Regions from separate parts of the Homo sapiens genome. Here all the other regions are linked to region 5. Evidence: read pairs that join two places in POLR2A ChIA-PET (ENCODE). Cell type or tissue: CD4-positive, alpha-beta T cell. All regions are shown on one strand.

Evidence for each region. Peaks named below come from ENCODE experiments on the same cell type or tissue, not always from the same donor. Only the 100,000 strongest peaks of a DNase experiment are listed, where the experiment ranks them.
Region 1: POLR2A ChIA-PET joins it to region 5 with 25 read pairs; 5 of 35 experiments call an interaction of 5 or more read pairs at or near these places.
Region 2: POLR2A ChIA-PET joins it to region 5 with 11 read pairs; 3 of 35 experiments call an interaction of 5 or more read pairs at or near these places.
Region 3: POLR2A ChIA-PET joins it to region 5 with 12 read pairs; 3 of 35 experiments call an interaction of 5 or more read pairs at or near these places.
Region 4: POLR2A ChIA-PET joins it to region 5 with 33 read pairs; 7 of 35 experiments call an interaction of 5 or more read pairs at or near these places.
Region 6: POLR2A ChIA-PET joins it to region 5 with 18 read pairs; 6 of 35 experiments call an interaction of 5 or more read pairs at or near these places.
Region 7: POLR2A ChIA-PET joins it to region 5 with 14 read pairs; 5 of 35 experiments call an interaction of 5 or more read pairs at or near these places.

The regions. Positions count from the first base shown.
Region 1 is chr4:151,989,208-151,993,207 of GRCh38, reverse strand. No RefSeq gene overlaps it. Among named protein-coding and RNA genes, the nearest start is that of LINC03074, 35 kb to the right of the region's middle. In CD4-positive, alpha-beta T cell, no CTCF peak of the experiment used is centred here; no DNase peak of the experiment used is centred here; H3K4me3 peaks cover 448 bases; H3K27ac peaks cover 1,859 bases.
Region 2 is chr4:152,182,222-152,186,221 of GRCh38, reverse strand. LOC105377489 (a long non-coding RNA gene) reads left to right here and starts at 3,862. Exons shown (of 2, transcript XR_939351.1): 1 at 3,862-3,903. In CD4-positive, alpha-beta T cell, no CTCF peak of the experiment used is centred here; a DNase peak (open chromatin) is centred at 2,461.
Region 3 is chr4:152,220,953-152,224,952 of GRCh38, reverse strand. The region is part of intron 2 of LOC105377490 (a long non-coding RNA gene); the gene reads left to right. Among named protein-coding and RNA genes, the nearest start is that of FBXW7-AS1, 110 kb to the left of the region's middle. In CD4-positive, alpha-beta T cell, no CTCF peak of the experiment used is centred here; no DNase peak of the experiment used is centred here.
Region 4 is chr4:152,253,939-152,257,938 of GRCh38, reverse strand. No RefSeq gene overlaps it. Among named protein-coding and RNA genes, the nearest start is that of FBXW7-AS1, 82 kb to the left of the region's middle. In CD4-positive, alpha-beta T cell, no CTCF peak of the experiment used is centred here; a DNase peak (open chromatin) is centred at 2,328; H3K27ac peaks cover 803 bases.
Region 5 is chr4:152,098,598-152,102,597 of GRCh38, reverse strand. LINC02273 (long intergenic non-protein coding RNA 2273) reads right to left here and starts at 1,845. Exons shown (of 3, transcript NR_121628.1): 1 at 1,781-1,845; 2 at 1,018-1,114. RefSeq lists enhancers at 1-892, 1,187-1,687, 1,787-2,081, 1,688-2,188. In CD4-positive, alpha-beta T cell, a CTCF peak has its summit at 2,697; DNase peaks (open chromatin) are centred at 1,837, 2,067 and 2,837; H3K4me3 peaks cover 1,517 bases; H3K27ac peaks cover 4,000 bases.
Region 6 is chr4:152,244,529-152,248,528 of GRCh38, reverse strand. No RefSeq gene overlaps it. Among named protein-coding and RNA genes, the nearest start is that of FBXW7-AS1, 91 kb to the left of the region's middle. In CD4-positive, alpha-beta T cell, no CTCF peak of the experiment used is centred here; a DNase peak (open chromatin) is centred at 1,668; H3K4me3 peaks cover 674 bases; H3K27ac peaks cover 880 bases.
Region 7 is chr4:152,008,923-152,012,922 of GRCh38, reverse strand. No RefSeq gene overlaps it. Among named protein-coding and RNA genes, the nearest start is that of LINC03074, 55 kb to the right of the region's middle. In CD4-positive, alpha-beta T cell, no CTCF peak of the experiment used is centred here; a DNase peak (open chromatin) is centred at 1,992; H3K27ac peaks cover 575 bases.

The sequences.
Region 1 (4,000 bases), 110 kb after region 5:
ATTTTGTCTTGTTTTTATGTTTGCAATATGTAAATTAATTACCAGTGCATCTTGCAAGTGGGTTATGCCCAGCCACAATTCAACTGTTACTCTGCAGCCTTGACAATTCCACCAGCTATAGGCATAACTGTGGTGACAAGTTGGAATTTGCATATTAGCAGCCATCAGTATACTGCTTTACCGTGAACCCAAATGAGAATTCCAGCCCCCTCCAGGCTGTTATTACAGGCACCCAATACCACAAGCACATTCAAAAACAGATGCCTTCATTAAGGTCTCCCCTTTACCTCATTGTTATGCAAATCACCCAAATGAAGGAGTCTAAAAAGTGCTGGAGAGGTGATGGAAAAGCATCTTAAGTAAGTAACAAGTCAATGTTCCGGGCATTCCTTGATTAATTGGGAGTTATAGCAAAATACACCAGGCTTTAGCCAATGGGAACTTGCTGATAACAAATTACCTTTGAATACCCTCCAGTAATGTGAGAAACTCCCTTTTGCTACTTATGTAAATTCCCTGTGGGTTTTTTCCCCCCACTTTTCCTTCAGGAGCAGAGGTGGAAGGGAAGAAGTGGGGAGGGGAAGGCGTGGCCAGCTGCAAATATTCAAGCTAATTAGCCAAGGGCAGTGGTGCAGGCTTCTGGGCTGTGTCAGGACAGGGTGGACCCGCATGCTTAATAATAGCAGCCTAATGGGTTCCACCCCTAAAAGATGTATGATGGAAAGATGGCATGAATAATTCAGCAAGCATGAGGTCCCGAACCCACAGTTTCTCTGATAAAGTGGAAAGCCACAAGCCTCAGGTACCAAGTTTCAAACCCATCAGGGCTTAATCTCCTTCTTTCAGAGCTTTGTAACTAAGTGCTGTGTAGGTGTGAAAAGCCTTATTACCATGTAATTTTGTTGGGAACAGATTTCCAAGTACCTGCTTTACTTTACATTCACATACACAAAAAAGATCAAAATGCATTTTATTTCCTAACAATAGCCAATTTGGCTATAATTATAGTAAAATACCAAATTTTAAGGCATGGCGCCCAAGTGACTCCCCACGTCACTCCCCTCCATACATGAATATCTTCTTATTTATTGCCTTTCCCATAATGAACTTTGAGATAAACAACAGAAAAAGTAATTTGTTTTTTGACAATGCTGAACCTTTGAATAGAGAAAATCACACAGTTGAACACAAGAGTGCAGTCCTGTGTGGTAAGTGGTATCCATGGCAACCAATAGATTTTTATGCTAAGTCTGGCCTTTAAAAACATTTCACGTTTACCACTGAGAAAAAGATGGCCTTGATTTAAAAATGATACAACAAGTACCTCGAATGGGCATGCTTTCTGCTCTGCGCTGCAAACACAATTAAGAGGCATCTCTTCAGCACCAGATCACCTCAATAGTATCTGTGTCATCCTTGACGTACATCGTGGCCGGCTTGGAAAAAGAAAAGGTTGGATGTTTTGTACTCTGCGGCGGGGGCCAAGGTAGTTTGTTTTTCACTTGTTCTCCTTGTATTTAACACCACGAGTAAAAAATAGGGAGTAAAAATAGCATGTTGGCCTCTTATCTTAGTCTGTGATCATGGTGACAGTGAAAATATTATGGCCTGCTTCTCTTGGGAGCAACTCCAATCACACTGGCTTATTATAACTTGAAATAACGGATGGAGAAATACCTTCCATACCAGCTTCAGACTGAGCACCCTAAATTAGTTTCTGTTCACATTTAGAAAGTTGGGTGCCAAAAATGGAATGCAGTTGTGGCAAAGAGAGGTTGTTGCTTTAATGGTATCTTTGAATAAAATGAGAAAGGAGAAGCCCCCTTTTTCTTTTAAAAAGAAAAAGAAAGAGAGAGACTTGATCTATGCTGCATCAAAGGAAGGAAATGAAATTAATGTCCTCGAAAGGAGTTTGTTTTGCTGAGCTGTTTTTCAGTTCTTTGATAGCTTCCTTTCTAAGGTGGCATTTCTGTTTCCTTTTGCAAAGAGTGTTATATTTATTCCTCAAAATGAGATTATTTTGGCCACATCAAGTGTTAGAGAAACTCCTCAATGTACTTCCTCTGTAGATATTTTTCAGCTGGAGTGCTTCTGCAGTCAATTGGTATAATGGGCTGAACTACATCCTCCCCAAATTCCCCCCCAGAGCCCTAACTCCCACTACTTCAATGTGACTGTATTTGGAGACAGGACATTTAAGGGAGTGAATATGTTAAAATGAGGCCATTAGGGTGGGCCCTAATCCAATCTGACTGGAGTCATAAGAAGAGAAAATTTGAATGCACAGAGACAGCAGGGATGTGTGTGTGCACAGAGGAAAGACCATGTGAGGACGCAGTGAGAAGGCGGCCGTCTGCAAGCCAATGAATGAGGCCTCAGAAGAAATCCCATCTGCCAACACCTTGATCTTGGACTTCCAGTCTCCAGAACTGTGAGAAGATAAATTCCTGTTGTGTAAGCCACCCGGTCTGTAGAATTTTGTTATGGCAACCTGGGCAAACTAATACAACTGGGGTGGGAGCGGGATGTCCCTTTACAGAAAAGACAGCTTTTCAGAAGGTGGGTTCGTCAGGACACCAGGGAAGGGAGCTCAAGTTTAAAGAGAGAAAGCATTCGGCTGCTCTGTCTTCCCTAAGGTATGGTTTTTTGGGATATGGGTCTATTTCATAAACACCTCTCCTGCCTCCTCTGACTCACCCATCCATAATTGTCAGTGGCAAATGGGACCGATTTACAACTCCTCACTGTTGGTTTTGATGAATCATGGATAATTTCTGAGTCGTCAACATTTTATAAAGAGGAAAGTTAACATTTCCTTCATACCACCAAATACCTGAGAGATGACATAGACCCAGGAGGGTGGTGATGCCAAAAAGGAATGGGGAGGGAGGAGGTGCTGCACTTGGTCCTCACATCAATAAGCTTTACTTGATGCCTGGGACTTGGGCCCAGGACCACACATCAGCCACCTGCCCAAAGGCACAAGCCATTCATCTTTCCGAGATAATTTTCTCCCTTCAGCCCACAGAGAGCTCTGGGCTATCTTTGGCCAGGGAAAGAAAGTTGACTGTTTCACTCAGTAAAACATAAATCACTCTCTTTAGGCCTTGTTAACTTTTACTTATAAACTGTTTTAATGTAGAACTGTCAGGACCCTGTGAAAATAATGGGTGGTGACAGGTTTAGGATTAAAATCTTCTCAGGTAGTTAGGATGGTGAGTTAGGTTATAAATTGTTTTTAAAGAGCTGAGGCGTGGACTATGGGCTTCATATGCTTACTTCAAATGGACACCAATGAGCCATCTGGGATAAGTATATGCTAGTAATACATCTTAATTATTTGTCAGCAAAGCCATCTTAATAAGAGATGTCTTTCATTTTGATTAAAATGACCCTTGGTAATCTCTAAAGTGTCTTGACTGAAAAAACTCCATTGAAAGGGAGAAGCTGAGTCTTCCAGGGCTTGGGATTTTATGTCTCAAGCAAGGAGAACTGACTCAGAAAAATGGATCAACCAATGTAAAGAAATAGCTCAAGTGTCCAATTATATGGATGTGTCAGTAACTCTCAGATGATCTTATTTGCTTCAGTGCCAGGGCATCAGTAGGCTCATGATTTCTCTCAAAGCTGATCCTATCTCAGGGCTTGCTGGACAGGCATGGCTGTGTAACCACAGGGAAGCAGGGTTCGAGAAAGGGCCAGGACATGCTATTATACCCCAGAGAGGAGGCAGGTGCTACTGAGCATCATTTGTGGAATATGGAAGTTCAATGGGTTGGCAAAGCAAACAGCAGCCATCTCTAGCCTTAGGGAAGTAAATGGTGTTCTCAGGAGACTAAGAAGAATGGATTTCCATCATGTGAATGAAGCTCAAATGGGAATCTGGGCAAGACTGGGCTGAGTCCTGGGTTGAGAGAGGAGCCGACCTGTACTCTTCAGAGCTCAGGCCCAGGAGTTCGATGATCCAGTTCCTCCCAGCAAGCACTTCTCAGTGCTTGGG
Region 2 (4,000 bases), 84 kb before region 5:
ACCCTCTGGGGTGATCCTAGCAGCCCACCATCCATGACAGCCACGGAAGAGAGAGGCCAACCCGCAGAGTTATTCAGGGACAGAATGGACACAGTCGTGTTACTGTTTGCACCTAGGGACAGAGTTAAAGTGAATTACAAGGTTGGAGCATGGTGGCTTGGGAAATGGTGAGATCATGAAGGAAAGGGGGAAATCAGGAGGGACAGCTGGTGTGCTGGGGTGGGGCAGAGGGAAGAGATGGCCAAGGAAGACTCAGAGGTTCTATCCTACGAGATGTTTAATAATAGAGGAGGCAGCTGTCCCTGCTGTTGAGGGTGTGGCTTTGTCTGAAACCAGGGAGCTAAAAGGAACAGTTTGTCTTAAACAGAAGATTGAATGTTTTGAAGGTAAAACGAAGCAGGAGTTGGTGTCTGAGAGGCAATGGCTGGAATCTCTCTTACCATCCACATTTCAGACAAGATTCTCCCATCTCCACTCTCTCCACTGGCCAGTGACATCTGCAGTGCCCACCGTGGGCTATCGCCACCTCCTCTTTACCACAACCCACACTTTCCCCATTTCTAGATCTGAGCTGCTCAACCTTTTACTGCTTTTTATCCTGTATTTGAAAACAAGGTTCCATGCAGAATGAAAGATCAGGAACATGGGTTCAACTCTTAGGCACTGCAGTGAGTTGAGGGAGTTTGGGGTGGGGAGAGCTGAGGGGTCCCAGTGTTTGCCAAAGTCATCAGAGGAAAACACACATCAAATGCGTGTTGCTTTCTGTGCATAGGCAACAATCCCTCTGTGGTTTCAACTGGGGGAAGTAAGCTGCTTCCTTGTGGAGATTAGAAGCTCCTTAAAGGTAGTGGCCACGCCTCCTACTTCCATGCTTCCCCAGCTGTTCCTAATGGTGCTGGAGAGGTAGGTATTTGTTAAATTAATAACCACCTGGACCTAATGCAGTGTCAAGGGGTTACATATGGATTCCTCCAGCAAAGGGTGACTTTCTTTAACCAACTCCTTAAACCTCCCCATATATACCCACTGCTAGATGCAGGACTTCTTTCTCTAAGTCAAGAATCCATAAGGTTTCTGCCAAGTATAGGAAAGTATGATGCAGCAAGGTATGGGACCTTGTACAAGTCTTTTAATTTTTCTGGCCTCAGTTTTCTCATCTGAAAATGACAGTAGGGGCTGGATTAGGTGATATCTAACAACATTTTGCAGCACTGGTATTCTAGATTCTCTCTTAGATCAAGCTGCTTGTTTTCCAGGTATTTTTGAGACATTTGAGTTTGCAACTTCCCTCCTCCACCTTTTTTCTTTTTCTTTTTTTGGAAGTAGAGTGTCTTAGTCCATTCAGGCTGCTATAACAAAATACCATAAAGGGGGTGGCTTATAAACAACAGAAATTTCTCAGTTCTAGAGACTGGGAAGTTCAAGATCAAGGCACCAGCAGATTTGGTGTTTGGCAAAAGCCTGATTTCTGGTTCATAGACGGTTCCCTCTTGCTGTGTCCTCGCATGGTAAAAGTGGCCAACAAGCTCCCTTGGGCCTCTTTATAAGGATACTAATCTCATTCCTGGGGACTGCCCTCATGACCTAATCACCTTCCCAAACCCTTCCTCCTAATACCGTCACCTTGGGGGTTAGGATTCCAACACAGGAATTTGGGAGGGACACAAACATTCATATACAACATAGAATATTCTCTACAGCGTGTTTTCTGGTCTTAGGTGAAAGCCATTCACATGATTCTGGTTGTGTGGGGATATGAGTACAGGTATGAAAGCAAATGATCAAATAGATAGCTATTGTATTGTATGCAGTATTCAACTGCTGCATAATAAATTGCCACAAAGATAGTGTCTTGCAACAACACAAATTTATTGTCTCCCAGTTGTTGTGGGTTAGGAGTCCAGGACAGACTAGCTGGGCCCTCTGCTCAGGGTCTCACCAGACTGAAGTCCAGATGTTGGCTGGAGCTGTGATCTCATTTGCTATGTCCTGAATGTTTGTGGCCCCCCAGTTTCGTACATTGAAACTTAATGTGGTCATATTAAGAGGTGGGGCCTTTGGGAGGTACTTAGATCAGGAGGGCTCTGCCCTCATGAATGGGATTAGTGCCCTTATACAAGGCCCAAAGGAACTTTTTGGCCCCTTCCACCCTGTAAGGATGCATAGAAGGCGCCTTCTTTGAAGTGGAGAGTGAGCCCTAACCAGACGCTGAATCTGCTGGTGACTTGGTCTTGGACTTCACAGCTTCCACAGCTGTAAGCAATAAATTTCTGTTGTTTACAGATTACCCAGTCTAAGATGTTAAAATTTGTGGGAGGCTATTGTTTCAGACTGAACTCCTGCACTAGGACCCAGTGGACCAGACAAAAGCAGAATGGAGGCACTCATGTTAAGTGCCACATAGTCAAACTTAAACTTCAAAAAATAGGGGAAATCCCCAAGCAGGCAAGTTAAAAAAAAGAAAGAAAAAAGGGATTCACAGCAACCAATCAAAAGGGACTGAGTCAAGCTGAGCCAGCATGATAAGGAAGTTCTGTCTACTTCAACCTACACAAGAAAGGTAACTTTGAAATGACCAATGTGCTCTTTGTCCTTTCTTTTTGCTTTCCTCAGCATTTTGCTGCCTGTAAAGCCCACCCCCTCTGCTCAGCTCAGCGGAGCTCCTTTTATTTCATAGACAGGATGTTGCCCAATTCATGAATCACTAATAAAAGCCAATTAGATCTTTAAAACTCAATTTGCTGAAATTTTGTTCTTTGACAATGGCATTTTGTTACAGCAGCAGGAATGGACTGAGACATCTTCGGAAGCTTGGCTCCTCCTCTAAATTCATTCAGGTGGTTGGCGGGATTCAGTTCCCTGTGATTAGAAGACTGTGGGCCAGGCCCGGTGGCTCACACCTGTAATCCCAGCACTTTGGGAGGCCGAGGCGGGCAGATCACGAGGTTAGGAGATCGAGACCATCCTGGCTATCATGGTGAAACCCCATCTCTACTAAAACTACAAAAGGAAATTAGCTGAGCATGGTGGCAGGTGCCTATAGTCCCAGCTACTAGGGAGGCTGAGGCAGGAGAATGGCGTGAACCCAGGAGGCAGAGTTTGCAGTGAGTCGAGATCACACCACTGCACTCCAGCCTGAGTGACAGACAAACTCCATCTCAAAAAAAAAAAAAAAAAAGAAGACTGTGGTCTCCATTTACTTGCTGGATCTCTGCTGGGATCACACTCCTGGGGTTTGGCCTCAGGTCCTAGCCTTTGTCCCTTTCATAGCACGGCAGGTCACTTCTTCAAGGCCAGCAGGAGAGCATCTGCAGCTGCTTCTGGTCTCCTTTAAGGGCTTACCTGCTTAGGTCAGGCTCACCTGGAATCATCTTCCTTTTAATAACCTCAAAGTCAGCTGATTACAGACCTTGATTACATCTTCAGAATCCCTTTGCCCTATATCAGAGAGGGATATTCCATTGTGTTCATGGGTCACAGCTACACTCAAGGGAAGGAGATTCTACATGGTGTGTATACCAGGTAGAGGGGATTTGGGGAACCAGGGCTTCCCAAAGGCAGCCAGAGCTGCCTTCCTGATCCACTAACAGGGGAGGCCTAGATGATTCCAAGATGTCCTGGCCAAGGTCCTTTGCTGACACAGAAGGAAATTCACCAAAACTAGTTCGAGGAAAGAGATAAATTAAATGGAGGGACAGAGGTGATTTCATAGTCTCTGCCCACCACAGCTATGAAAGCAGGGGCCATAGTCTCAATGTCTACAAAGATAGACAGGCATGATGACTCAATAAAGACCCCAGAGTTGGCCAGGCACAGTGGCTCATGCCTGTAGTCCCAGCACTTTGGGAGGCCGAGCTGGGTGGATCATGAAGTCAAGAGTTTGAGACCAGCCTGGCCAACATGGTGAAAACCCATCTCTACTAAAAATACAAAAAATTAGCCGGGCATGTTGGCGGGTGCCTGTAATTCCAGCTGCTCAGGAGGCTGAGGCGGAGAATTG
Region 3 (4,000 bases), 120 kb before region 5:
AGAAAGAGGATGAGAAAGCATGCCCTAAACAAGGAGGCTGCCACTGAAGTTTGTGCTTCAGGCCAGAACAAAAGGCAGAGGCCTTTAGCAAGGCAAGTGCTGAAGTCCACAGGCAAGGAAAAGAAAAGACTTTAAGCAATGATTAAAAGAGGCAGAGAAACTCATAACCTGTGTTTGTTGTACCAGAAAGAAAAGCTTATACATATAGTTTATTAGTTTCCACCATTGTCATCGCCTCTGGCAGCATGTACAGTAGGAAATACCAGAAGGGAGGAAAAAAAGCAAAACAAAACTTAAACTTGATTCCCCTCCTGCTAACCCTGTCCTGTCAAGCAAGGCGAGATAAGGGGAACAGTTCACCTTGTCCTCCTGAAGATCAGGCCATCAGGATAGGGTGGCCTAGGGATCACCACGAAAAGCAAATGAGTTGTTGTTGCTGTTACAACTCAAAACCCCTTTTAGAAGCTGGGGCCCCAGCCAGGCTTTAGAAGTCCACAATGGGCATTGTTTCAGGAATCCCCCACCCTGCAGAAAAGGGACTTTATTTTTGTTCCATCGCAGCAGAGCTCTAGCTAACGTCCAGCCTCAGGCCCTTTCCCGCACAGCTACCCCTGGCAGGACGCTCGCCGGTTTAGCCCAGCCTGTCTGCCCCTCCACCTTTTGCCTTCTCTAATTCTCCCCAGCTCTCTCTCTCCTCTTTTTTTTTTAATAGTAAAAAAAAAAAGCTGGAGAAGCTACTTGAAGTCTGGGGTTTGGACAGGAGGTGAGATCACTCTCCCAGAGGCACCATGGGGCAGAAGTGGAGAGCCAGGCACTGTCCCCAGCTGGCCTATCCTGGCCACTTCCTTCCCAGGCCCATGTGGGTCACTGGGCTCCTCAGAGTTGGTGTGACCCTGGGTTCCATGGGAAAGGTCTGCTCCTCACTCCAGCCCAGGCCTCTTTCTGATCCGTAGGCAACGGCTGTGGTCTGGGCAGGCTGCTTTCTCCTAACCTGCCTTAGGGTTTCTTTCAGCTTAAAACAAAAACAGGGTGCTCCATGCACACTGTTTCTAGATTCCATTATATTTAGCAAGCACGAGGCCCTGAGTCTGCTGAGAAGGGCTGAGTGACTTTTATTAGTGATTCATGAACTGGGCAGCATCCAGTCTACAAAACAGACTGGAGCTCCACTGGGTGAGGCAGAAGAGTGGGTTTCTGTAAGGCAACTTGAGCAGGAACGGGGAGATAGCCTACTGCAAAAAGCAGATTGGTTAACATCAGGTCACTTCAGGTTACTCTCCTTGTGTGGGTTAAAGCAGACGGGGCTCCCTTATCACAAGCTCAGTTGACTGGGCCCCTTTTGATGGGTTGCTGTGAATCTCTTGTTTCTTGGTAAACGTTCCTATTTGGGTGTTAGGCTACTGTCTCTCCTGATTTCTCAGAAGGCCAGATCTTAAAGGTAAACAGCTTAGGTTTCAGTTTGGTGATATGGGCCTTAGCATGAGTGACTTCACTTTAGATTGGTTTGTCAGGGTTTAGTGCAGGAGCTCAGTCTAAATCAATGGTCTTCCATAAATTTTATCTCACTGAGAGTGTTTGTGACGTATGTGTTATGTATGAGCACACTCCAAAGCCAAACACAGGTTGGGTCATTCATTCAATAAATGTTTACTAAGCTTCTATTTTGTGCCAGGCACTGCTCTGAAACTTACAGACCAGCAGTGAACAAAACAGATAATTTCTGACTCCATGGAGCTTACATCCTAGTTGGAGAGACAGAAAAAATACTAAATAATTCTTTAAACATTAAGGTAATCCTTCTACTAAGGCAAATAAAGCTGGGAGACAGGTCCAGAGTACGTGGTGGGAGGAATACAATATTAAACAGAGTGGTCAGGAAAGGCCTCACTGACTGCAAAATTGCTTGGGGATAGGCTGCTGTTTTGAAATCTTTCTACCTCTGCTTCTTCTTTGCCTAGTGTACAAATGATGAGGATAAAGTCAGTAGCCCAAAGCCTTGCCGTCAGCAATCTGTATCTCCAATATAAGATAACAATTCCTCTTAAATACCCAAATCACAAAAGTCCAGGCCCCACCTGTCAAATCAGCAGGAAGTTTAGACTTCTCTTGGGTTTTTCTCCCAAAAGATTCCTGAGAATCATGGAATGAGTTAGACTTGTCCATTAATCAGTCCCCTTTTTTGCTACCATCCAGAGAACCAGTTCAAGTCTCTGGAGGCTGGATGTCCGGCCTTCACCCTGGCACAGTGGGCTGTGGGCTCTGCGGTCCAGTTGCTAGTCAGGAGACGTCCTGGTGGCCCCTGATTCGTGTTCACGTTCACATCACTGTTCCTGCGGTTCTCTACACATTCACCTTGGTATTAGCTCTCTTTGCCCCTGGTCCAGCATACCTCTTCAGCTTCCAAGTATGGGTCACCTTCCTTATGTAAATTTCCTCTTGGGACTGTATTTTCTTTTAAATAAAAATTGGCCTTGTCCGAGAACTTACTTCATCAGATATAGTCATGTATCTTTGAATGTCTCCTCCTAACTCTGTAAATTTGTGAATGACGTGGGGGGCACAGCCCAGCTCTGTCTGGTGGCACTGGGGATCCAAACGCAGATGAAGCAGCTCAGGAAGTGGCGATACCTTGCTGCTCCGCCAGCGGGGCCAACACAAAGTGCTGTCAGCTACACGGACACCAGTTTGTTTGTGTTGTGACTCTGAAAGGAAGCCATGGCATTGCTTTCCACAAATTATTACTAAAAAACTGTTCTGTTAATATTTGAAATATTTAAACACAAAAGTACCTACCATTCAGATTTAACAAATTGTTAGCATTTTACCATTTTGCTTAAGACCTTATATTTTTAAAGCAACAGAAACTTGGTATCCTGTGCACTTTGATTCTATGCAGTTAGTGAGCTTGGATAGTGACGGTTCAGACAGGAAGCTTAGAGAGCAATGCACACCATTTTATCAGAATCTGCGTAGGTCTTCAGTTTCAGGTCGTAAGATTTCAGAGAGTGAGGAGATACCATTTCCTCCAAACAATTCTCTTTCAAAAAAAATCACTGGCCTCTATTCAGTTCCTAAGTAGAGAAAAGAGTTCAAATAGTAATAATTATAGGTGTTATAGATATAGTTGGGGCCTTTTGTGTGTTCCTCTCAATTTCATTCTCTGCTCCCTCTCCCGTGGCTGCCATTGTCCTGAAGCTGGTAGGTATCATTTCCGTCCATGTTTCCCACTTTACTATATGTGGATATTTTAATAAACAATACATAGTCTTTTGGTAGGGGTTTAAATATTACTTTAACAGTATTATACTATATGCATCATTCTGCAGTATGTTACTTTGTACTTTAGGTTTGCCTGCTGTTGCATGGATACAGTTTTCTTTTTTAAATTCCTATTTCTTCTTGTAGAATTAAATCTTTTATTTGTTTTAATTTAATTTTATTTTTTTGAGACAGAGTCTCGCTCTGTCGCCAGACTGGAGTGCAGTGGCATGATCTTGGCTCACTGCAACCTCCACCTCCCGGTTTCAAGTGATTCTTCTGCCTCAGCCTCCCGTGTAGCTGGGACTACAGGCGTGTACCGCCACACCCAGCTAATTTTTATATTTTTAGTAGTAACAGCGTTTCACCATGTTGACCAGGATGGTCTCGATCTCTTGACCTTGTGATCCACCCGCCTCGGCCTCCCAAAGTGCTGGGATTACAGGCATGAGCCACCGTGCCCAGCCAGAATTAAATCTTTTATTGAGGGAACATAAAGGTAGCTCTCTGAGTTTTTGCATCTCTTAAAATGTCTCTATTATGCTTTCACTCAAATGATGAAGTAGATGAGTACAGAATTGTAGATTGACAGTTTGTTTCTTTCAACACTGAAAATATTGCTTTCCTGCCATCATGCATTTCTTGATGTTGATGAGAAGCCTGCTGCCATTTCAATTGTCATTACTCTGTAAGTGACCTGCCTTTTTTGTCTGTTAGCTTTTAAGCTTTGCAGCTTCACAAC
Region 4 (4,000 bases), 160 kb before region 5:
CCATCTTTCCATAGAATCCCGTGCATAGCTCAAATTTTGCACTCACTGATCTGTATTGTATTACTGTTTTCTTGCCTCATCGTGTTAATCTGCTTAATCCTTCATATTGTTCAGAGAATGTGAGCAATGTATTAGCATGGTGAACAAGCCCTTCATGACATTCCCTTGCCCACCTCCCCCACTTGGTGTCTCTGAACGCTGATGCTTGGTGTGGATTTTTGGCATGCCTGCTGACTCGCAGTTCCTCAAAAGTGGCATGCTGTCTCTAGTCTCTGTTCCTGTTTCCCAGAATGCTGTTTTCTGGAATACTGTTTTATCTTTGCTCACATGAAGAATTTCGCTTTATCTTTCAAGGCTCAGCTCAGTTGCCACCCCTGGGAGAAGTGTTTCCTGGCCTCTCATGCTTTCCTCATGTAGACTTCATGCTCCTCAGGAACACCTCGACATCAGCACCTGCCTCCCTTCTAAGGTCATATGTCTGCATGTCTTCCGAGGAGCTCATGGAAAACCATGAGTATGGGCCCTGTACATAGCACAGTGTAAGCCCACACCTGTGAATAGCAGCTGCATGAATAAATGCATAGATGAGAGAAAAGAAGAGGGGGCATTAAAATCACACTACACTTCCACAAATGCCCCCTCCCCCTCCACACTAGCACAAGCACAGAGGTGTCATTCTGGGTTCTCAAGGAGGTAAATAAAGCCCCACGTAGGCATGCACTAATTCATTTCATCATTCAGTCATCTTTTACTCACTGAATGGAACACCTACTACCCATTTATTAACTTATTCAAAACTACTTGCGCTGTTGTAGCTGCTGAGAATTCAGCCTGAGAAAAACAGGCAAAGCCCCTGTCTTTAAGAACCTTATATTCTAGTGGGAAGAAACAGACAATAAAGGAAATATTTACTGCGTCAAATTTTGATCTATGTTTTGTGAAGGAAGAAAGAGCAAGGCCAGTGGTCAGATCGTGTAGGGCATTTTAGGTCATTGTAATGTGTTACTCTGCATGAGCAGAGGGGTGACTGACTTGATCTCATTTATAGTTTAAAAGGCTCACTGTGTCTGCTGTGTTGAGCGCAGCTTCTGAGCGGGAAGCGGTGGAAGCAGGAGACCCGCAGGGAGGCGGCTTCCTCCGGAGGACAGGGGATGGCATCTCACATCGGGGTGCTGGCAGTGAAGCCAGTGGAAAGTGGTAAGATTCTCAATATATTTGGAGGAACAGCCAACAGTCTTTGCTAATGGAGAGGATATAGGGTATATGAGAGAAAAAAAGACAAAGACGACTCCAAGGATTTTGTCCTGGATAACAGGGAGGATGCAGTGTCCATTCACTGACAGGGGCAGGACTCTGGGAGGGGCAGATCAGTGGGGAAGACCAGGAGTTGAGCTTGGACTATTCAGTTTGAGGTGCTCATTAGCCATGTACGTGATAGTATGGAATAGGCAGTTGGAGATATAAGTATGGAGGTTAGTGGAAGAGGTCCAAGCTGGGGATGAGAGTCTGGTGTCACTTACATGCTGGTGTGTGAGAAGGCCTTGAGACTGCTGGAAGCCACCTAGGGAGTGGTGACACAGAAGAGAAGCCACGTCCTGAGCCTTATGGCACTCCAATGGCAGGATGATGGGGAAGTAAGGAGGAACCAGCAAAGAAGACTGAGAAGCAGCAGCCAGTGATGTCGCAGAAGAAGAGAGGTCATAAGCAGGGACTGGAAAGAAGAGAAATGCCAGGATGAAGTAGGAGGGGCCCTGACAGGTATCAATAAATAAAAAGCAAAAGTAAAAGGTAAAATCACGGGGACTTGAAGTTTATGACAACTTTCTAGGAAGCTTTTCTATTTGTTTTAGGCCTATTTAGTACAATTAGCAGAGACAGCTGAGATTTTTAAAAATTTATTTTTACTCATAGAGGAAAAGAGGAAGAGAGGAATATAAAATTTATTTTTACTACTATTTATTTTACTATTTGACCATTTTTACTGCTATTTTCACTCACTCAAATATGGTTCCCCAAATAAAGTCTTTGCAGCAAAAAGAAAACTCACTTCAAAAGTATCATTCCAGGAATGTCAAATTGCCCAGAAAACCATCAGTTTGTGTATGCTGGCCAGAGGAGATCAAAGACGATCTAACAGAAGCTCCAGGGATGGTAAACAACTACCTTCAAGATTTTTTAAATGACTAAACACTGTCCAGATTTGTTATAGAAAGTGTTTGAGGTTGTGCTAGGGCCTAGCTCTCCAGAGTTCACCTCTTCTCTCTGAAGCTTCCCCCTGCTCTGGGTGGGTGAGACTTCCTGCTGGGAGTTGCCTGGGTTCTGGCCACAGACCAAAGCCTTTCTCTAAGACTGAGTCAAGTGGCACTTCCTGTCAATACTCAATCTGTCTGCAAGCTGCACGGAATGTCAACGCTCAATTCGAGCTCATCTAGACCAACACTGTCCAATACATATCATGTTGTGTATCCTGTCCAAATATACAGCTAGTGGCAAATGCAAGCCACATATGTAATTTAAAATTTCCAGTAGCCACATTTTAAAAAGTAAAAGATGATACAGGGTACAGGAGGGAGAAATTAGAATTATTTTTATTATTATTGCTTCTCGGCCTTTTGGCTAAGATCAATTGTAGAATTATTTTTATTAGAAGGTACTCACACCACCTGTGAAGTGATATAGTGCTATTTGAAAATGGATTTGGATTAGTTGTAAATGTATATTGCAAATTCTAGGCAACCATTAAAAAAAGTAAAAAATAAAAAGGTAAAAAGGAAAAAGTAAAAAGAACCACTAAAAAAGGAGAGAAAATGGAATCATATAAAATGTTCAACTTAAATGAAAAAAAGGCAGAAAAGATTGGAAGGCAAAAATAGGAAAAAAAAAACTAAGGGCAACAAATAGAAAACAGTAACAAATATGGAACATATTAACCCAACTATATCAATAATCACTTTGAATGTCAACCATCTAAATAAACCAATTAAAGGACAGAGATGGTCAGAGTCAATCAAAAAACAAGACCCAACAATATATTGTCTACAAAAAACCCACTTTAAATATAAAGACAAATCAGTTAAAAATAAATGGATGGAGAAAAATATATCATGTTACCACTAATCAAAAGAGCATAAATAGCTATGCTCATTTCAGACAGAGCACACTTCAAAGTAAGAAAAGTTATCAGGGATAAAGAAGGGCAATGATAAAGAGGCCAATTCTCCAGGAAGATACAATAATCTTTAATGTATATGTAACAGAGTGTCAAGCTACCTGAAGCAAAAACAGAGAGTGACAAGGAGGTATTGCTGACTCCACTACCATAATTGGAGACTTCAATATCCCTCTATCGGAAATGGACAGATCGATATAGTTTAACTCAGCAACACCATCAATCAATTGAATATAATTGGCATGTATCTATCTCATCAAACAGTAGCAGAATGCACATTCTTCTCAAGTTCACATGGAACATTCACCACGATAAACCACATTCTGGGCTGTAAAACACACCTTAACAAATCAATAGAGAATAGAAATCACGTAATATCTGCTCACAGACCACAATGAAATTAAACTAGAAATTAGAAAGATAGCTGAAAAATCCCAAAATATATGAAGATTAATCAACACACTTCTAAAGAATATGAGTTAAATCTCAAGAGAAATTGTAAAATATTTTGAACTAAATGAAAATAAAAACACAACTTATCAAAATTTGTGGGATACAGCAAAAGCAATGCTTAGAGGGAAATGTGTAACATTGAATGCATATATTAGAAAATAAGAAAGATCTAAAATCAATCATCTACGTTTCCACTTTCAGAAACCAGAAAAAGGAGAGAAAATTAAACTTGAAGTAAGCAGAAAAAAAAACAAACAAACAAGAATTAGACCAGAAATCAATGAAATTTAAATCAACAGAGAAAAATCAACAAAACCAGTTGCTGATTTTTGAAAAGATGAATAAAATCAGTAAACCTCTAGCCAGGCTAACTGAGAA
Region 5 (4,000 bases):
GGACCTAGGGTCCCCATTCTACCTGCATTTACCTTCTAGTGGCTGGGAGCTCTGTGAGGTCCCTGATATGAGAAGGGCAGTGAGTAGGAGCAGACAGGAGGCTCCAGGAGCAGGCTCCTTACCAATTAGCTCAGGATTTTAGTATGTTGATAACTTAACATGTTTGAGCTATTCGGTTCAACCCCTTTGTCTAATTCTAACTCACTGGGAAATCCCTGGATTGGAATGCAGTTTCCCATATGCTTTGATCTACAGGGAACGAACAGGCATGACTGGCTTACATAATTGTGAGATGACTATATTTTTCAAGGTAAACAGTTTCTGCTTTATCAGTCTCTTAGGAGCCTGGTTACATTGATCAATGTGAATTCACCCCTATGAGAGAAATCCACTCTTAGCTTGCTGACAAAGTCAATTGCCTCAATTACAAAAAAAAAAAAAAAAAAAAGATTCCCGAACTTGCCCCATAGAAGCAAGACAGCCAAGCTTAGAAGCAGCCAGCCCAGCCCTTTTTCAAACTTAGAATCAGTGATCCAAGGGTCCTTTCAGTATTTTTCCACAGGATCTCTGGCTGAATTTCCACAGCATGTGAAAATTCAACTATACACAAGACAGCATGATGCAGCGATTTTCTTTTTTTCTTCTCTCTCTCTCTCTTTTTTTTTTTTTTGCACATTTTATTTTAGTAGCACAACTCTTATTTTCAAATGATCTTACGAAGGACCTCAAGCTGCAGATATTCATGTCTTCACATCAGGCGTCTCTACTTGGGTGTCTGACAGGCACTTAAAATATAAGATGTCCAAAGAGCATTCTGGATGCCCTGCCCCCGCTGCACATGCTCCTCCCTAATGTGCCCTCATCTCTCAGGCCTAACACCTAAAATCATTCTATTCTCAGGTCATCTCTTAGCCTCAAACTCCTGCTTCCAGCTACAAAACATATGTAGAATCCCATCCCTTCCAAGCTAGGGCCCACATAGCTGAAACCTTGTTTTCAGCCAGTATCCCCTCTTACCTGGATGACTGCAACGAACTTATAATAGGTCTTCCCACTTTTATTACTGCTTCCTATACTTCCCTGGATCGGAATGCAGTTTCCCATATGCTTCTACCTACAGGGAAAGAACAGGTATGGCTGGCTTACATAATTGTCAGATGGAGCAACATTTGCTTCACTTAAAATTGTTTTTAGAAGTCTAGACTTTAGAATCTCTACTTGTTAATGACAATATAACAATGACCAATTACTACCATTTTAAACGTATTATTTCTCTATTTAGTGAAATAATACGTTTAAAATGTAGATCAGATGGTGACTTTCACCCTGTTCAAAGTGCTCCAACATCTCCCATCACTCTTAAACTGCAAACTCCTTACCGTGGTCTACCAGGCTCTCTGCCATCTGGTTTCCTGGTAGCCCATTGGCTGAACTGCCAGCTGCTGTCTCCTTGACTCCTGTGGCTCCAGACACACTGGACTTATTGTTGGTTCTCAAATGTGCCAAGCTTGTTCTCTGCTTTGCATTTGCTGTTTCCTCTGCTTAGAACCTCTGGTGCCCTTGACTTTGAATGGCTCACTTCCTCACACCAATCAAGTCTTTGCCTAAAGTCTCTGCCTTTGCTCAGAGAGGCCTTCCCTTGCCACCTCTTTAAAATAGCCTGCCTCACTCCTACTCTCGAGCTCCTCAGTCAGCCCCCACCCAGCACACACCACATTTCATAGTGGATGTTGTTGTGTGCCACTCAGATCCCCTGGCAGAACCGAAAAACGCTTGTCACCTTAGCTGCTGGGAGTGCAGGCTCCACCAACTCACACCTGAGACACTTTCCAAGCATTGCAAAGTGTCAGAGGTGTGTCATTTCCTCTGTCAGAGGAAGCTGCTCCACCCACATGTACACCCACTTCCTGGAGGCAGCTTGCATCCAAAGGCTGGTCACATGGGAGTGCAAATGCCCAGTCCTCCAATCTTAATTAGGACAACACTGCTTGTTGTCCCAAGCTGCAAAGCTCCTCAGGAGGAAGACAGAAAGCAACTTTTCCATCTGTCCGACCTGCGTCCCTCACCCTTCACACTTGTTGCTCCTGAGATCACGCCCCAAAAACCTCCTGCAAATCTCTTTGTCAGAGTCTACTTCCTGCAGAACCTGACCTGTGGGCCTCTACCCCAAATTGTGGGTTTTTAACTTACTTGTTTATTTCCTGTCTCTCCAACAAAGACGTAAGTTCTGTAACAGCAAGGAAAGGTCTATCTTACTCCCCTCTCTATCCTGGCCCAGACGCCTAGACAGTGCCTGGAATACGTGGAAGTTCAATAAATATTGAATGAATAAATGAATGCACCCCCCAATCTATATAATAGATAATAGGGAAACTGTCTTCCTGAAATTGTTTGTGTGTCAGGGGCACTCCTCCCTCTGTCACTCCTCTACCCACCGCTGGAGAAGTACCCAGGGCACCTCAGCAGCACCTTCAGGCAGAGTCAATTTTAGAATCAGGAAAGCAAGATTCATAGCCAGGTTCCATCACTAGCAAGCCCTTCCCAGTATCTCCTGGAGTCAGTATTGGGCCTTGCAGGCTCTTTAGCTTGTTCGACTGCGACAATGAGCGCCACACTCCGCTCCTGGAAAATAAGCTGGGAGAATGGAAAAGCTAATTGAATTGGTTCATCTCTCTGAAGCCAGTGATAAATCTTAGGGGTCTGAAGAAGGCCCTAGGGGATCTAATGCCCCCAGTGAGATCTGGGGTGGGGAAATTGACCTCAGACTCTGAACCTCGAATCAAGAGTGGTTCATTTTTACTACAGAGCCTGGAAGGGAGACTGCTTGGGACCTGCCCTTGGGTGACTCCTGCTGGCCCCTGGGGAGCCAAGTTTTATTCCAGTAGAATGTCCAGGAAGCTGTGCACCCTGGTGACAACTCACTTTCGCCTATGCCTTTAGAGTAAGTCTCCTTCTTGATTTCCAGGATTGGAATTCCCTGGAATGTTCAATGTGCCATCATTACCAGGACATAAAGAATGTTTCTGGGTCAAGAAGGTGCCAGAGATGGTTTAATGCACATCCTCATTACCTAATTGTTTTCTCCTGGTCTCTTCTCCAATTGCTTCCGTGTCTGATGAATTTTTCTCTGCTTTCATATGTGTTTTTGACAGAGACAGGGGAGCAAGGCTATCTGTGGGCTTTAGATCGCCTGACTTTTCTTTTGAGCATGATGAGTTGGAGTTAGATAATGCAGGGAGACCTTCCCCCTGAACCAGGGAGGGAAATGTGGCTGGGAATGCCCACAGACGGGTGATGCCCCTCTGTCCTCAAAGTGTGTTAGACGAGTTCTGCTCTCACCTGCCCCTAGACAAGAGGCAGTCCATTAGATACTTCGCATCTGCGGTAGACTGAACCAGCACCAGCTGTGAGAGTGGCTCTGCAGCTTGGATTTCACTTCCTCCAGAAGGCAGCCAGGACAAATGCTGCTGCTCATTCTCCAGGAGGAGGTTCCAGGATGATCCAGCCATTGTTCCTCTTCGGTAGCACAAAGGCAAGGTTACCCAGAGCGGACCCAGCAAATATCCAACAGCCTTTGAGACAGTCTGGACACATCCACAGTGGTTGTTGGATGGCTCATTACACACTCTCTGAGGAGACTGGTCTCGGGTCCCTAAGCAGATTGATGTTGGCAGTGGCCCGGGAGGCAGGAACATGCATGAAGGACACAGAGGCGAGAGGAGGCGGAGCTGGATGGAGTGCATCTAAGGCCTGGGGCCAGCCAGAGAAGACACATCTCCTCCTCAGCACCACTGAGGCCACACAGCCAGGCTTGTGAGGAGATGCCTCTGAGGACCTCCGAAACACACATCACTGGCTTGAGTATAAGAGGTGCTGGAGCACCTGTAGTAGCAAACATCCTCCTAGAAAGGCAGATAATGCCTCATCTCTGCCAAGGCTAAATTGTTTTTATAACATTCTCATCATTATTCTAAAGAATAAAACCATTACTAGTACATAA
Region 6 (4,000 bases), 150 kb before region 5:
CACGGGATTCCAGCTGCACTTTCTCCTCTGGAGAATGGAGGAAGGCAGTTGCTACTGGAGCCCCAATCTCAAAGCATCCCAGAGGTGCCCACCATAGGCCCTGGCCTCTGCAATCCCATGCGGGGCTGGGGGCAATCAGAACAGGATCTGGCACACAATAAGGTTCAATAAATACTGTTGACTAAATGAATGGATCTGTCAAACTGACCACTTGCCAACCGCCTTCACCTGCACTGATTGATTTGTATATGTAAATTCATACATTATGTTTATATGTTGTTCTGTATTTAAATTTGGTTTCTTTTTTCTTCTTTTGGTTTCTTTCGACCTTCACTTCTTTATTCTCCTTCCCCTGAAAGCGCTGGTCCTGATGCCTGGTCACAGCTCTCTGTGATGTGAGCTGTGCGGGGTGAGGGCCCAGGTGCTGGCACATGAGGGGTCCGGAAGGCCCTCTCTTAGAAGCCTCCCCAGCATACCTGGGGCGGGGGGAGTCGAAGTGACCTCTTCTCCTCCGCATTAGCTCGGGAGCACCCCGGACACATTCAGGGGGGTCACTGCCAACGGGAACTCCACTTTTGGAGGATGTGGGGTGACATGGCCCCCTTGGCTTGCTCTTCCACATTCAGACGGAAAGGGAGAATTGGGCCTCCAGAAGCTGGGGCGGCAGCTGGAGGTCAGGCCAAGGCATTGGCCACCCCTCTCTGGCGGAGGGAGCTGGATTCCAGACTGCGTCTGCTGCGGCCCCAGGGAGATCAGGTGCTGCCTCTGCAGAGAGGCTCTGGCTCCGGGAATGCGGGCGGGAGAGAGGCTGCCAGGCTGAGTAATTTCTACTGACAAGCTCGCTGGCTGGGTCCCGGGGCCGCTGCATCCTGGCTGGCAGATGAATGACTTGTTCCTGTGTCCTGAGCTTGGGAGGCGCTGTCTTTGCTGAAGGTTATATTTGGGAGAAGGGCTGCTTGATGAACCAAAGAGGAGGCTGTAAAGAGGACACATCTGTGGCCGCCTCCCTGAGGCTCTGACGTTCAGAGGAGGAGGGCCAGCTTTTCCCACCCCCATAGCCTGCAGGAAGCTGGCCTGGCTGCACTGGTGGCCTCGGCCCGGGGACCCTGAGAGCTAGAGGCCTGTTTGGGTCCTGGTGACACACACTACATTGCCCAGTTCTATCCTGTGTGGGGTGCCGAGTCCCTTTGAGGAAGGCTGTGCGTCTGGTGAGACCCCAACTAGTTACATCAGTGGGAATGCAGCAGAACCCAGAGGAAACATGATTTTTGTTTTTGTTTTTTTAATTAGTTAATTATTATTTGTTGGGTAGAGATGGGGTCTCACTATGTTGCCCACACAGGCTAGTATTGAACTCTTGGCCTCAAGTGATCGTCCCACCTCAGCCTCCTGAAGTGCTGGGATTACAGGTGTGAGCCACCATGCCCAGCCAAAGCAAGCTTCTTGATGAGCATGTGTGGTGGGCACATGGAGGACAAATTGAAAGAAGCCACATTTCTTCCTTCCTTCCACACTCCGTAGTTCTTATCTCGTTCACAAGATCAGAGAAGCTCCGCATCGTCAGCAGTGCGCAGTGAGCTGACCCGGCAGGGGGGAAAACAAAGAGGTGAGGGTACAATGGCAAGTTGCTCCTGAATGCTGTGCTCTTCACATTCTGTACCCAGCTGTCCCCTCCGGCTGGGAGGCACCTTCCACCTGCTCAGTGCAGAACCTTCTTGTAGTCCCAGGAAACTTTGCCAAGCTTCGAGCAGTTGTGAGCACCCAGCCGTGCTTTCAGCAAGGCACTTCCTGCGGGTGCCGCTTCTGGTGTGCACCCCTTCTTTCTCTGGGTATCTTTAACTGCCTTCCACCTCCGGAAAAGGATCGAACACCATCTTTCAGAGATGATTGCATCTTACAGATGAAAGACAGGAATGTACCTGGTTTGTCTCTCCCTGATGGTATGTCCTCTTTCTGTAATAGTGTAGGCAATGAAAGACCTTTGTTCCTTCCAGACTTGTCAGGATGTTTTTCTCAGTCTCCATCCCATTGTCATCAGGACAATGATGTGGGGTTGCTTTCAACTGTGAAGCACCTCCATCTATGAAATTATTTCATGGCAGAGTGTTGGTATCCGCAGATTTAATGTTCTCACTTTCACAGTTATGTTTTTCCCTACCCCCAATCCTAAGTCCACTGCATGTAGAGTTTGCAGAGGTACAAAATTGAACTTCACTCAGGCGCTGATGTGGATGAACGTCCCTCTGGCTAGTGAGGGAGCCAGCCTTGCTGCCCAGCATCCACATCTTAAGTCTGCATTGTTGTTGCCTACTGGCCATTGGGTTTTCGAGGGAGATTATGAATTTAGGGGTTCCTAAGAGTCTTACAATATACAAGTTTACTATATGATCTTTTAGCTTCTGCAAAAAGCATGGAAAGGTGAAATAAGCAACCAACAAGGATAGCCTTCTACTGACAACCATTTGAGACACTGAATTCTCAAATATAAAAATGCTTGGAGTCTTGGGACTCTTGTCATGGGCTTGTATCATGGGTGTGAATGTCCTAATGAGATTTTTCTGGTCCTTCTTGTGATGATTTTGGATGAAGTCCCAGATCCAAATTCTATTAAGTATACATCATAGCAAATTAGGCTGTGGGGAGGATCTGGTGGGTTGACTTGCAAATCTGTGCAAAGTGATAGGCATTTTAGGCAGGAGGCAAAGGGAGGGGTGAAGTCCCAAGAATGAGCAGTAAGATGATCCTACGTGATCAGCTCAGACTTTGGCTCCAGAAAGTATTTCTTTCCTTCTCTCCCACTGCTCTGTTTCTGACACATAAATACAATCTTGGAGAGTCTTAATAGACAAATACCTTTAGGCAAAGTTTGCTTTATTGACATTATTTGGATGTTCTTAGTGAATAGCTGAGTATTGATCTGATGAGCTGCCAGTTACAGAAGTTGAGGCTCACCCTTTTTTTATTTTCTGGGTAACGAAAACCATTTGTGATATCTACAAACTACATTAACCTTGCCTAGATGAGACAGGTTTTCTTTTTGGGTTTTGCCTTTAAGTAAGTTCAAGCTCAACCCAAAAACAATTTAAGCCATTCATTCATTAAAAAATAGTTTATCAAGTAGGTTAGGCACTATGGAAATAAAAAGATATGAAGGTATAAAACCATGATTAAAGTCCACTAGGGTTCTGTTGAAAAGATCGTGTGTCCAAGGATCTATGATGGAAAACAGAAGTATTTAGGTAATTTAATGAAAAGCCATTCAAAATGGACATTTGCTAGTATGCAGAAAAATTAAACTTTTCTCCTTTTCTGTCAGCTCCTTGGTCTCACCCATGAGCACTTAAGATGAGGTGAGGCAAGATGAAATTGCACTTCAGTTTCTCTGTGAAGGACTGGTTTGAAGTTAAGGATTTTTTGTTTTTACTGCTGCTCCTGGTATAAACCATTCATGGGCTGCATTTCACCTGCCCCTTTCTACTTACTTGCCCCTCACAATCCTCTTCATGTTTTTCATTGAGAGGGAGAGGGTAAAGGAGGGGAGAAGAAGAAAGAGGAGAGGGAACGTCAGCTGCAACCAGGACTGAGCCTGGGGCTGGCATCAGATCCGGTGCCAGAGCATCAGACTGGATCAGGGCAGCCTGCAGCTGGAACTGCTGGGCAAGGAGCTGACAGGGCATGGTATGGGCAGAGAGGAGCAGGGTTGGGTGAGTTCTGAAGGGTGTGGAGTCAAGATTTGAAAGGAGTGAGAGGAGAAAGAGAAAGATAGACAAGGCAAGGAAATGGAGGGGCCTCTGTTTCTGTCCCTTGCTGCTGGTCCTTATACAACCTGCCTTCTCTACCTGGGCCCCTTCTCCCTTTGTATTGCTAGAGCCGACTGCTTCTTTTTCCAAGACTCCTTTTTGACACCCAAGTACCCCTCTTATGGCCCCAGACATCAATGCTTCCCCTCCTTGTGGTCCTCGCCACACAATATGCAGTCATCTCTTTCTTGTGGGTACCA
Region 7 (4,000 bases), 90 kb after region 5:
TTAACCCAGAAGTCCCCAACCTTTTTGCCACCAGGGACCAGTTTCATGGAAGACAATTTTTCCATAGATAGTAGGCAGGAATTGGGAGATAGTTTGGGGATGAAACTGTTCCACTTCAGATTATCAGGCATTAGATTCTCATAAGGAATGTGCAACCTAGATCCCCGCCATGCACAGTTCACAATAGGGCTTGTGCTCTTATGAGAATCTAATGCCAGCCCTGATCTGACAGAAGGTGGGGCTCAGGTGGTAATGCTGGCTTGCCACTGCTCACCTGCTTCTGTGTGGCGTGGTTCCTAACAGGGCACAGACTGCTACCAGTCTCTGGCCCTGGGGTTGGGGACCCCTGACTTAACCCCATTTCTGCCTCAGTTTCTCCACCTATAAAATCTGAACAATCCCTGTGGAAGGGTCATTGCAAGGACTCAATGAGATAATGCATATGAAAGCCAGCCACTGGCCCAATGGAGGACTCAATAAAGATTTGGCCCTTCCCTGACAGGGTCTTCCTGACTAGATACTCGGTGCCTCAATATTGAATTGAAAACTAAAGAAAAACATCACCCGTCACTTCAGAAATCACATTGTCTCTGTGGTTCTTTGCTTCTCCTCATACAAGTCTGCTTTCAGACACGCTGAAGCCCTCACACTTCTTCTTTTCACTGTTACCCCATTTCACTTAAATGTCAAGTAAAAGCTTCACCCCCATTTCTACCCCAAGTCACCAAGGCAGTTCTGTTTTCCCCATCTTCCATTACCTCCCCACCCCTAGACACACCTGTACCTACAACTAGGGGAGAAAGGCCAGGGAATTATCAGTTCATTTATTCATGTTTTGTGTCCACTTTGCCCCAGATAGGATCCCAGGCAACTCCAAATGTGTCATGACAGTAAAATTTCAATTTAGATTAAATTCAAGTTCGGTAGGTGAGGACATGGTGACATCGGGAACGTGAGCTACTGGAAGGATAAGAGGGAGCCAGGTGGGAAGTTAGCTCACAAAATGCATGTCAGTTATGTGAACAGATCCAAGAAGAGTTGGACATTGATAAAGAACCACGTACTTACTCCCTGCCCCAACTGGCATTTTTGGGGAAGGGTTAGAAGAGAAAACCACTAAAAATAACAACCATGGCCACACCCTCTGTCTCTTCCATGGGCAGAAAAGCACTGGGGCTTCTGCATTCTCAGTGTGAGAGTCAGGAGGGGCCAGGCCACGGCTGCTTTCTTCATAGTCTCCGGAAGAAGGTGGCCACGTGTTCATCATCCAGGAAGCCAGGAGTAGATACTCCTAAAACTGGTCATTTAAATTCCTAGTTTAAATGACTAAATTGAGATAACTCAGGGCTTTGCTTGGAAAATACAAGTCCACAATGAATTCCAGCAAGCTTTGACTTTATGACACGGAAACGCTGCAGGCATCGTAGTGACTCAACAAATTAAACAATTATCAAGTGACATTAAGAGTTTAAAAACTAAGATGACTAAAGATGTGTACCCCTACACACACGCACAACCACTAGGTAGGTTTACTCGGAGTTCATGGAATCACTAGAACTGGAGGGAAACTGAGAGGGCCTGCATTCGCTAGTGGATGAGGATGTGCAGGTTACTGACCAGACCCATCCTAAAGTGACTGAACGGCAGCATGACCATTGCCAGAGCTTCTGATGCTCATTCCAATGGGTGTGTCTCTTCTACTTTTTGTACCTTATTTCTCGACTCACCTACTTTTTCTTTGCCTTTGATTCTGACCATCCCACCTGCAAAGTCCCATCCTTGTCTTGCTGTCTTCCCTATTCTTCTCTCCCTGGACCTGACTCTGTGGCAAAGCTGCTACTGGTATTTTGACTGCTCACTTGCGGGGCCCATCAGAAGCCTCAGCACCAGGAGTTTTATTCTCCTGTTTCTAAGGTGATATTTGGGTTATTTGCAGTAGAGGTGTTTACACCACACACCCTGCATTCACGTTGCTTCCTTTCTGTTACACTATTGATTCTTTCTCTTGGCAGCTGAGGGGAGGCTTTGATGTGGGGATGTGTTGTAGTTTCTAAAGGAGGAAGATGTTGGTGGGAGGATTTACAGCTGTTTGAAGAATTCCTCCTCCTCCCTGGCAATTGTTCTAGAGGGAGGGGCCAGTGGTGCATTTTCCAGGCTAGGGGCTGCTTTCCTGAACTCTGTCTCTCTCTGAGAGGGAGAGAGAGGAAACTGAAGTGCTTCCAAATAAAGATCTGAGTAATGAGATTTGATCTACAGGGATTTGTTATTAAACTCCAAGAATTTTCAGATGCAATCCATAGCACCAGCAGATTTTGCTCCTTTCAGACGGGCAAAGGGGCTGCTCTAGTTGGCGATGAGGAGGTACAGGGAGGTCCTCTCCACTATCCCGTTTCCCCTTTAAATTCTTCCGCCATAAGAGACTTCTCCTGTTCTGTTGCAGCAACTCTCAGCAAGTGAATAGTGCTTTCTGGGGACCTCGCCTTTGTTAAGTAGATCTGCAGTGATACAGTAGAGATTTTAATGTGCAGTGCTGTGTTTTAATAGACTATTAAACTACAGCATTACACATTAGCTGGCTATGGCACAATTGCAGAAATATCAAAGATATGCTCTCGGGAAAGCACTATTTACTTTAATGAGGAGATGCTGAAATAGACTGAAAATCTCTGCAAAGTGAGCCAAGAGGAAGACAGGGAGAGGAAAGAACCAAGGAGCTCGTGATCCAGGCTGAAGCAAAACCCTTTTCTCATTCCCAGTTCCTGTATCTGTGAGGGCAGGTTCTCGCTGGGTTATAACCAACTTGAGTCTGGATGACTTGTTACCATGCTACAGGAAGACTTTTCCAAGCTGTGTTTCAAGGTTGGAGTGACTTTGAGGCATGTAGTCATTTGTCTTAGCTTATGGGGGACTGGAGCTTTGATTTTTATGGTTTGTTCTGCTCTCTGTGGCTAAAATGACAGGAGCACAAGGTAGATGATGTTCTTCTTTGGAAAAGTCCTTTTGCTCCGAGATTTTCTTCTCCCAAGTGCCCCCACCTCAGCACACACTCGTAAGTAAGCACAAACACACAGAGATGCATCCACACACAGACCTTTTGGTCTCAGCAATAAATAAGGAACTCGGGAATTCCAGAATCTGTTCCCCTCTCATCATTTCAGAGGCGGCTGGGCTGAGACTCTTCCCCAGAGAAAACCACCAGATTTCTGATCAGCTGTGATATAAGAGAGCAATTCAGCAGCTAAAGGACCCCATCCAGCCATTATGCAACGTAAAACTGCGGGCAGGTCGTTCTCCACCTTTATCATACTGCAGCAGAAATAAACTCTGAGAACAGAGCTATCCAAGCCTTACTCAGATGAGAGCTGCAAACAGCATTTTCCAAAAAAAAATCCATCTTATCTCACACGCTTTTTCTTAACATGCCTTCCTGCTATACAGCAACATTTAAAAACCAAATTGCAAATGCTAAAAAGAGGCCAGTGCCTTCCCAGGATATGCGCCCCCAAAAACACTCTTTATGCAAACCCAGGCCCACAGGAAGCCTGGAGGAGGCAGGAAGAAATGGAAAGACAAGGGAAATAACCCCAAAATCAGGAGTACAACAAGACTTCCCCATCTGCCTAAAGAGTTTGCTCATTCAGCCTTGGAAGTAATCGCTTTCTTACTCACCCAGTGACATTTTATTCTGGGTGAGCAGACAAGAATGTTAATTTCATTCATGCTCTCTTCTGTGTGTTATTATGAGGAAGGGGGGATTGCTTTCCTTTTCTTTTTTTAGATGGGGGCCTTGTGAGTAGGGCAGGCAAGCTGCTGTCCACAGGGTAGGATTTGAGATGGTTCTGGGCAAGGCCCCTGGCCTCCCTCCTACAGCCAATGCCTGTCATCCCACCTTCAAAGCTTCATCCCTCTAGGGTTTGAAAGCACATACAAGAAGGGAGTTTCACAGCCTGCATCTTTAAACCTTTTCAAAAATGTATTATAAAAATAACATGCATATGGT